Linked DNA regions of Mus musculus: region 2 is linked to region 1. The links are chromatin contacts, found by Hi-C or POLR2A ChIA-PET in ENCODE. All regions are on one chromosome and are shown on one strand. Each heading gives the region's core, a stretch centred on a gene start or an enhancer-like site at or near the end of the contact. The rest is flanking DNA. Distances are from core to core; before and after follow the strand shown. Region 1 overlaps Gm46889 (a long non-coding RNA gene). Region 2 holds the start of Shisal2a (shisa like 2A).

What was found. Hi-C counts contacts between places; a loop is a spot of excess contacts on that map. ChIA-PET counts read pairs that join two places held with the same protein, here RNA polymerase II (POLR2A).
Region 2: a loop to region 1 is called in a map of heart, with 3 times the contacts of the local background. The contact joins the promoter of Shisal2a here to the enhancer-like site in region 1. A Hi-C loop is called at or near these places in 7 of 37 maps with a recorded cell type or tissue (heart and mouse trophoblast stem cell). POLR2A ChIA-PET finds 5 or more read pairs at or near these places in 4 of 5 experiments (Patski and embryonic stem cell).

The regions. Positions count from the first base shown.
Region 1 is chr4:108,342,287-108,346,245 of GRCm38, reverse strand. It overlaps Gm46889 (a long non-coding RNA gene), which reads left to right. Exons shown (of 2, transcript XR_001784545.1): 2 at 489-753. Among named protein-coding and RNA genes, the nearest start is that of Gm46889, 6.9 kb to the left of the region's middle. Within about 2 kb of position 1,550, at least 1 of the 3 ENCODE cell types and tissues checked has a DNase peak (open chromatin) inside an H3K27ac peak, as active enhancers do; it is heart, where a contact is called at or near this core.
Region 2 is chr4:108,381,549-108,385,408 of GRCm38, reverse strand. It overlaps Shisal2a (shisa like 2A), which reads left to right and starts at 1,754. Exons shown (of 3, transcript NM_001099303.2): 1 at 1,754-2,247. The coding sequence starts at 2,066. It overlaps Gm32297 (a long non-coding RNA gene), which reads right to left and starts at 2,186. Exons shown (of 6, transcript XR_003955247.1): 1 at 2,026-2,186.

The DNA of each region.
Region 1 (3,959 bases), core at 301-2,800:
TGTGTGTACTGGCCACCTTTTGGTGGTAGCTCACACAGACTACAGGCAAATCCCTGATGCAGAAACCCAAGGAACAAGAAGGAGCCAAATACAGTGGCATGGGGGTGGGAGACACGTTGGGGAAAGGGCTGTCTTTCCGATTTAAACAGTACAGAGGACTGATACATAAACTGTATGTAATACAATTGGCACTTCTCAGGCCAGAGGAGGGGCAACAGCTGGGAACAGCTTCCACTGGGCGCCTGCTGTTCTCAGGGAGTGTGTTCAGGCAGCAGAGGAAAGAGAGGGGCCCCAAGCCCCCCCCCCCGCCCCAGGCCTACCTCTTGCAGCTGCTCTATGCCATCAACCCCCCTCCCCAGAAAGCCCCTTCCTTTGCTCCCCAGATAGTTAAATGATGGCAGCCGGGTTTTAAAGGCTAGACTCCCACAGAAGCTAACAAAACAATGGGGCAAGAAACAATGACCTAACTAAAGAATCTGCCTTCGCAGTTGCTTAACCATCCCAAGGACCTGTCGGAACGATCACTTTCTTATCTACCTGAACACAGAAGGTTGGGCAGCTTCTCCAAGATCAGAGAGTCAATAACGTGCAGAACAAAGAGTGGACACCAGTATCCGCCCTTCGGACCTAAGAAGTGAGGCCTGGGTCCACACAACCACTGCAAACCATGAGAAGGGAGGCTTCCAAGTGAAGATCTGTGTGGCAAGAGCGGCTCGGAAGTCAAAGCTTTCTAAAACTGTATTTAATCTTTTAGTATCTTCATCATTAGTATGTGTGGGTATCTGCATGCTACAGACATACAGGGAGCCTGGATTCACTTACCTTGTTTATATGAGAGTTCTGGGGATTGAACTCCAAGTATCAGGTTTTGGGGGGGGAGAGGGCAAGCACTTTTACCCACTGACTCATCTTACGAGCCCCTAAAACAATTACTTTTTAATGAGTTTTTCTCATTCCTTGTCAGATGCCCTAAACAGGTGAGTCCACCTCACTAATCCTGAATGGTGCACACTGCACAACACCATCAGGGCACTTTCTCTGCCCTGTGCTGCTCTGCACAAAAGTTTTCAAACAATTTCATAAAACAAACAAACCAAAAAAAAGTAACTTATTTTTAGATGTATTTACATCGATTTTAAAAAACAGCAAACAGCTGTTTCTTGTTCAACCCATTCACACAAGCGTCAAATCAGAATGAATGACTCCCACCATCTTTGCAATTGCCCCAGCTAAAATTTATGTTTCTCTTTAAATTCATGCTTGACTGTACTCTTAAATTTTGTTCTCCAGTTGCCTCAGTCTCTTCCCCGCCCTCCCTTGCCTCACAGTCTTTGCTCAGGCCCCATATCATCCATATGTCCCACGCTGGAATTTTTTTTTTTTTTTTTTTTTTTTTTTTTTGGAAACAGAGCCTCATTATGCAGCCCCGAGCGGCTTGGAATTCAATCCTCTAAATCCCCGGAGCTCCGGGATTATAAGCACACACCACATCTGGCTTGAAATGTAACATTCTGACAGCTAACCTTCTCTATTGTTCCCAGGTCCATCTCAGGATGTGACCTAATGAGGCAGGCACCTCAGGTCCCAGGCAGAAATTACTCCATAAATGAGAGTGAGTACACAAGGGCCAAGTGAACTGTCCCTTCAGAATCTCAGAAGCCATCGTGTGACTGTGAAAACAGGATTCTTCTCTCTCTCTCTTTTTTCTTTGTTTGGTTTTTCAAGACAGGGTTTTTCTGTGGAGTCCAGGAACTCCCTCTGTGGACCAGACTGGACTTTAATTCAGAGCTCTACCTGCCTCTGCTGTGCGGTTCAAAGCCATCACACTTGACTTTGTTTGTTGTTTGTTTGGTTTTGTTTTTCAAGACAGGGTTTTTCTGTGTAGCCCTGGCTGTCCTGGACCTCACTCTGTAGACCAGGCTCACACTTGGCTTTGCAAAGATGATTCTTGCAAAGAAAAAGGCCAAAGTATTAGCGACAGAGAATGCCCGTATTTATGAAGTGTTTTGAATAATTTTAATGTTTAAAAAATTATTATCTTTATGTTTTGTCTATGTGTATGCATACACTCATGTGTGCCTGGTGCCTGAAGAGGTCAGAAGAGGGCATTGGATCCTTTGGAACTGGAGCTAGGGGTAGCTGTAAGGCACTACGTAGGTACTGGGAACCCGTGTCTTCTGCAAAAGCAGCAACTACTCTTAACTACTGAGCAGTCTCCCTCTTCCGGCTGTTTTGTTGTTGTTTTGATTTTTCAATACAGGGTTTCTTTGTCTAACAACCCCGACTGTCCTGGAACTCACTCTGTAGACCAGACTCACAAAGATCCACCTGTCTCTGCCTCCCAAATGCTGGACCAATTCTTAATTTTAAAAAGGGCTAATTTTGGGAGCTGGAGAGATGGCTCAGAAGTTTGAGTGTACTGGCTGCTCTTCCAGGGTTCTGAGTTCAATTCCTAGCAACCACATGGTGGTGCAAAACCATCTATAATGAGATACAGTGCCCTCCTCTGGTGTGCAGGCATACATGCAGGCAGAACATCTATACATAGTAAACAAGTCTTTAAGAAAAAAAGAAAGCTAATTTTCTTTTTTTTTTAAGATTTCTTTATTATTATATCTAAGTACATTGTAGCTGTCTTCAGACACCTAGAAGAGGGCATCAGATCTCGTTATGGATGGTTGTGAGCCACCATGTGGTTGCTGGGATTTGAACTCAGGACCTTCGGAAGAGCAGTCAGTGCTCTTAACCGCTGAGCCATCTCTCCAGCCCGAAAGCTAATTTTCATTATGTGTATGGGTACATGCACGTGAGTGCAGGCATCCCCAAGGCCAGAGGCACTGTATCCACGGGTTTGTAATCACAGGCCGTTGTGAGCTGCCTGACATGGTTGCTGAGAATCAAAGTCAGGTCCTCTGTAAAGACAGTATGTGTTCTTCATCACTGAGCCATCTCCTGTCCCAGAATATAACACTCAGTTTCTGGATGGGGCCTAGAGGGACATTATTAGCCACTGGGTGCACTTGCTTCAGCCAGAGGGTGGTGCCACATGCCTCTAACCACGTGGGAAACAGAGTGAGTTCCAGGATGGCCAGGGCTACACAAAGAAACCCTGTCTTACACTCCTCTGGCCACTCCCCCCAAAAACCAAAATACCCCAAACAACGCAAAAAAACAAAAACAAAAACAAAAACAAAAACAAAACCACATACTTGTTCTTCTAGAGGACCCGAGTTTAGTTCCCAGGACCCATTATGGTGGCTCACAACTTCCTGAGACTCCAGCTCAAGGGTACCAGCATACAAGTGGTAAGCAGACAGACATAAATGCAGGCAAAATTAAAATGTTAAAGAATAAGATTAAAACAAATTGTGTGTGTGTGCCACTACTGCCCAGCGGACTTTTTTTTTTTTTTTTTTTTTTTTAAAGACAGGGTTTCTCTGTATAGCTCTGGCTGTCCTGGAACTCACTTAGTAGACCAGGCTGGTCTCAAACTCACAGAGATCTGCATGCCTCTGCCTCCCAAGTGCTGGGATTAAAGGTGTACGCCACCACGCCTGCCCAGACTTTTATTTTTTTTAAATAGTATTTTTTGTTTCCTACTGGAGTCAGGCTTGGCAGCAAGTGGCTTTACCTGCTGTGGAATCTTGCCAGTTCCTATACTATCTTTAACTCTGCATTTAAAAGATATTGGCGTACACCTTTAATCCCAGAACGTGGGAGGCAGAGGCATGCAGATCTCTGTAAGTTTGAGGCCAGCCTGGTCTACTAAGTGAGTTCCAGGACAGCAGCCAAGGATAAACAGAGAAACCATGTCTTGAAAAGCAACACAAAAACAAAAAAATACTGGCCACATGTGGTGGCACATACCTTTATTCCCAGTGCTTAGAAAGAGGAGGCAGGCAAATCTCTGAGTTCAGGACAAATCTAGTCTGAACAGAAGGCACCAGGCCAACCAGAGC
Region 2 (3,860 bases), core at 505-3,004, 39 kb before region 1:
CGGTAATAGCATCTACAACTTTGTCACTATAGAAATGACCTTGAAAGTGTGATTCTCAAGGCTCACATCTATCCATCTTTTGACATTCTAAACTGCAGGATTAAATTGTGATTCAACGTAACTGACAGTCTTTGTGATCCTAAATAACTCCGACTTTGCCATTAAACACCATTATTAATATCGGCCCATGAGCTCCATCAAGAGTTTAAAGAAACTCCTGGGTAGGCAGGCAGGCATGGCAGCGCTCCTGATGGCCGTGTGACATTGTGCTGGTTTCTCTCAAGGGCATGATCCTTCCTCTGGGTTTCTAGGAGAAAGAAGTTAATTCCTCACTGGAAAGGATTTAGGGGATTGTCGTCCACCTCAGAGAGGCCTCCCTCCTTCCCAAAGGGCTCCTCCCCTTTGTCCCTTCTGGTAAATAGAGGTCAAAATGAGCCTTCAATAGAGTAGTGCCAGTCTTCAGTGATAACAGCTCAAGAGAAGAGTTTTCTGGGAATATTAACAGTTCTTCTTGGTTTGAGGTATTGGTAACAAAACCAGGGCCCTCATGCATACTAGGCAAATGATCTATCTACCATTATCTATCATCCATGCCAAAGGTAAGTTTTTGCTCATTTTTGAGATGAGATCTGTATTGCCAGGCTTGCTTTAAACTCCTGGACTGAAGCAATCCTCCTGCCTCAGCCTGCTGAATAGTTTGGACTAGTGGCATATGCCACCAGATCTGGCTCCTTTTTGTTTATTGTTTTGGCTGACCTTTAAAAGCATTGCCCTCTTAAAACCTTTGCTATTCCCTTACACAGAGCCCCTCTGTGCCTATGATCCTGGTCCTATATTGATCCCTCCCTGTTGATTCCTCCACCAAGCTGTTTCTCAAGGGCCAGCCCGGATCTGACCTTCAGGTCAGAGGCGTGGTGTACAATGGCATCTGTGGAACTGAACTGCCTTACAGGTCAAAGGGAAAAGAAGCCGTGAAGGGGGTCAGTTAGGCTTATACCCAGCCCCCTGCAGATCCATGATCCCACACACAGCTGCCACAGCAAAGGGATGCACCACACTATCTCCTACCATCCTCTTCTGTGGAAATGCAGAGCTAAGGCTCGGAGGGACTGGGTAAATCCTCAAAGATCCTTGTTCACCCTCTCAGGGTACACTGGAGAAACTGAGGCTCGGAAGCACCTTCAGACAGGAAGGAGAACACTGTCCTTGTAGTCTAGGAACAAGTTGTGAAGGTTGGCAACCCCTAATTGAGGTGGGGGTAAAGGCTTATTCCTGAGACAATTGCTTCAATGTCTTTGGCCAAGAGCAGGGAGTGCTAAGAGTGTGTGTGAACATTGTGTGTCAAAGAGAGAGCAGGAGAGGAAAAGAAAGGCAATCAAGACTTTGAAAATATTACTGGAGGGCAGGGTGTGGACACACACCCAAAATCCCAGCATTTGGGAGTTGGAAGCCAGTCATCAAGACATCCAGGCCAATGTGGAATACAGGAGGTTTGCTGAGAGTCAGCCAGACAACAGGGTTGAAATCCCATGAGCTAAGGAGCCTGGGGAAATGACTTGTCTCTCTCTGATTCTCAGCTGCCGTCTATACAATGAAAACCCTGGTCTTCAGGTTGCTTTGCCAGTTAAATGGAGTATTATTCATCAACCCCAGAGGACCCCGTTCTGCCTGTCTTCTGCGTAGCACACAACTACCCAGAGAAGGGTCCTGGCGGCCCGCACGGTGGTACCTCGCTCAGGCGAGAGCCTCAAATATCCACCTTGCCTCTCTGGCTGTCGCGTGGTGTCTCGGCAGCCGGGGCGAGGAGGCAGCCCCCACCCTGGACTGGGTCCCCACGTGCACCCCTGCCTCCGCGCCCGCGCACCTGACCACCGGGTCCCCGGGCGCCCCGTCCTCACCGCGCGCCTCCGCGCCTTTCGCCGTGCCTTTCTCTGCAGCGCCTCTACCTGCGCACTTCCCTGCCTGCCTGGCCCTCGGGCTCTTTCTCAAGATCTGCGGGGTCTCCGGCCGTTGTCTCTCGCTCACCCGCTGTCGGTCCGTCCGTCCAGGGAGCCAAGGAGGCGCGATGAGCGGCGCCTGCTCGAGCTACGTGAGCGCTGAGCAGGAGGTGGTGCGCGGCTTCAGCTGCCCGCTGCCAGGGGGCGAAGCGGCTGCTGTCTTCTGCTGTGGCTTCCGCGACCACAAGTACTGCTGCGACGACCCGCACAGCTTCTTCCCCTACGAGCACAACTACATGTGGTGGCTCAGGTACAGGCCCTGGCTCTAACCTCACCTTGAACCCCTTCTCCCATCTTATCCCACTAGCCCACCCGCAAGCCAGCCTCTTGGAAGCCCCCACCTTCATCTAAGTGCCCTTCCCTCAAATCATCCTTACTCCTCACTGATCCTACTCTTGCTTTGTACCACATCAAACCCTTAAAGCCCCATCTCAACTCCTTCTTCATCCTGACCCCAACCATAATTTAGAGCCCCACTTGAACCTGACCAGCACTACCCCCAAAGCACTCATTCTGTCCCTATTCTGAACTTCACTCTGCCATCACTCTCAACATAATCTCAAATCACAAGCCAACCTTCACCCTAACAGCAAATACTATCTTCAGACATACAGAGGAATCCCTAACTCTACCCTTAGTCCTCACAGCGGCTCTGAGCTCTGGATGCTGTTCCGGGTACCAGCACAGTCCCAAGCCCAGCTTTATGAATTCCCTATTACTACTGCAATCTTAACCTGCCTCAGCCTCCTCCTCAAGCCTGCCTGTAAACCGTCTCATCTGTTTACCCACAACTTGACTTTAATTGGCTTTAGACCTACATCCAAACCACAACCTCAAACCTTCATCCTCACCTGATGCTCCAACCCAACCCCATCTCAGCCCAGCCTCAGCCCTTCCCTTCCCTCTCACTCTCTTTACTGGACACTTATACTTGAGTCCTGGGGGTGTACTCTATGCTCATAAACCTGGGGGTCAAGGCTTCCTGCAAGTTCAGTGTGACACAGTGGCATAATGCCACAGCAGAGGCCAGTTCCAACCATTTTAATAGTGGGGTCTGGGTGCAAATATTTCATTTTCCCTGGCCGTTCAGAAACTGGGTTGCTTGGGCCAACTCTGACAATCCTGAAACCTAAGTATGGAGATGGAGGACAGTAGGTCTTAATACCTCTGAGTCCCCAAAGGGATCCAGAAAGTAGAGCCTGATCCTCCCCCTGCTCTGGGTAAGAGGTGTCAGCAAAACTGGGGTGGTCCATGGAGAGTTTTTTGTCCCTAACAGTACACGAGCAGAAGACTGTGTGCTTTCCTGGTCTTCCTGGCTCTTTATCTACCAGAGGGAAATGACCTATCATTGTCTCCATTTCTGATTAAGGCAGAGGTAAGCACCAAACAAGAGACAAAAGCAACTAGATATACACCAATTACAACTACAAAAATGGCTTTTTCTAAGATGTCCAACCTGCAATTCCGAAACATTTTCAAATGACAAGGGTATCATATCCTGTACATTTGGCAAGTGTCTAAACACCCAAGAAATCATGCTAATTTTTTGTTTGTTCCCATGTATTTACCCATTCACTACAATCTTGACTACAGGGTCTTTGTGCAAGGCACTGAGGACACAGAAATCAATTATTCCCTGCAAGAGGACTTTCCCTTCTTGTTGGAAATGCCAACCCAGGACCTTGGGCATATTATAGACAAGTACGCTAAGACTGAGTGTATTTCCAACCTCCTAGTCTCTTTAGAGCAGTGGCCCTCAGCCTCCCTAATACTTCGACTCTTTAGTACAGATCCTCATGTTGTGGTGACCCCCAACCATAAAATTACTTCATTGTTTCTTCATAAGTGTAATTTTTGCTACTG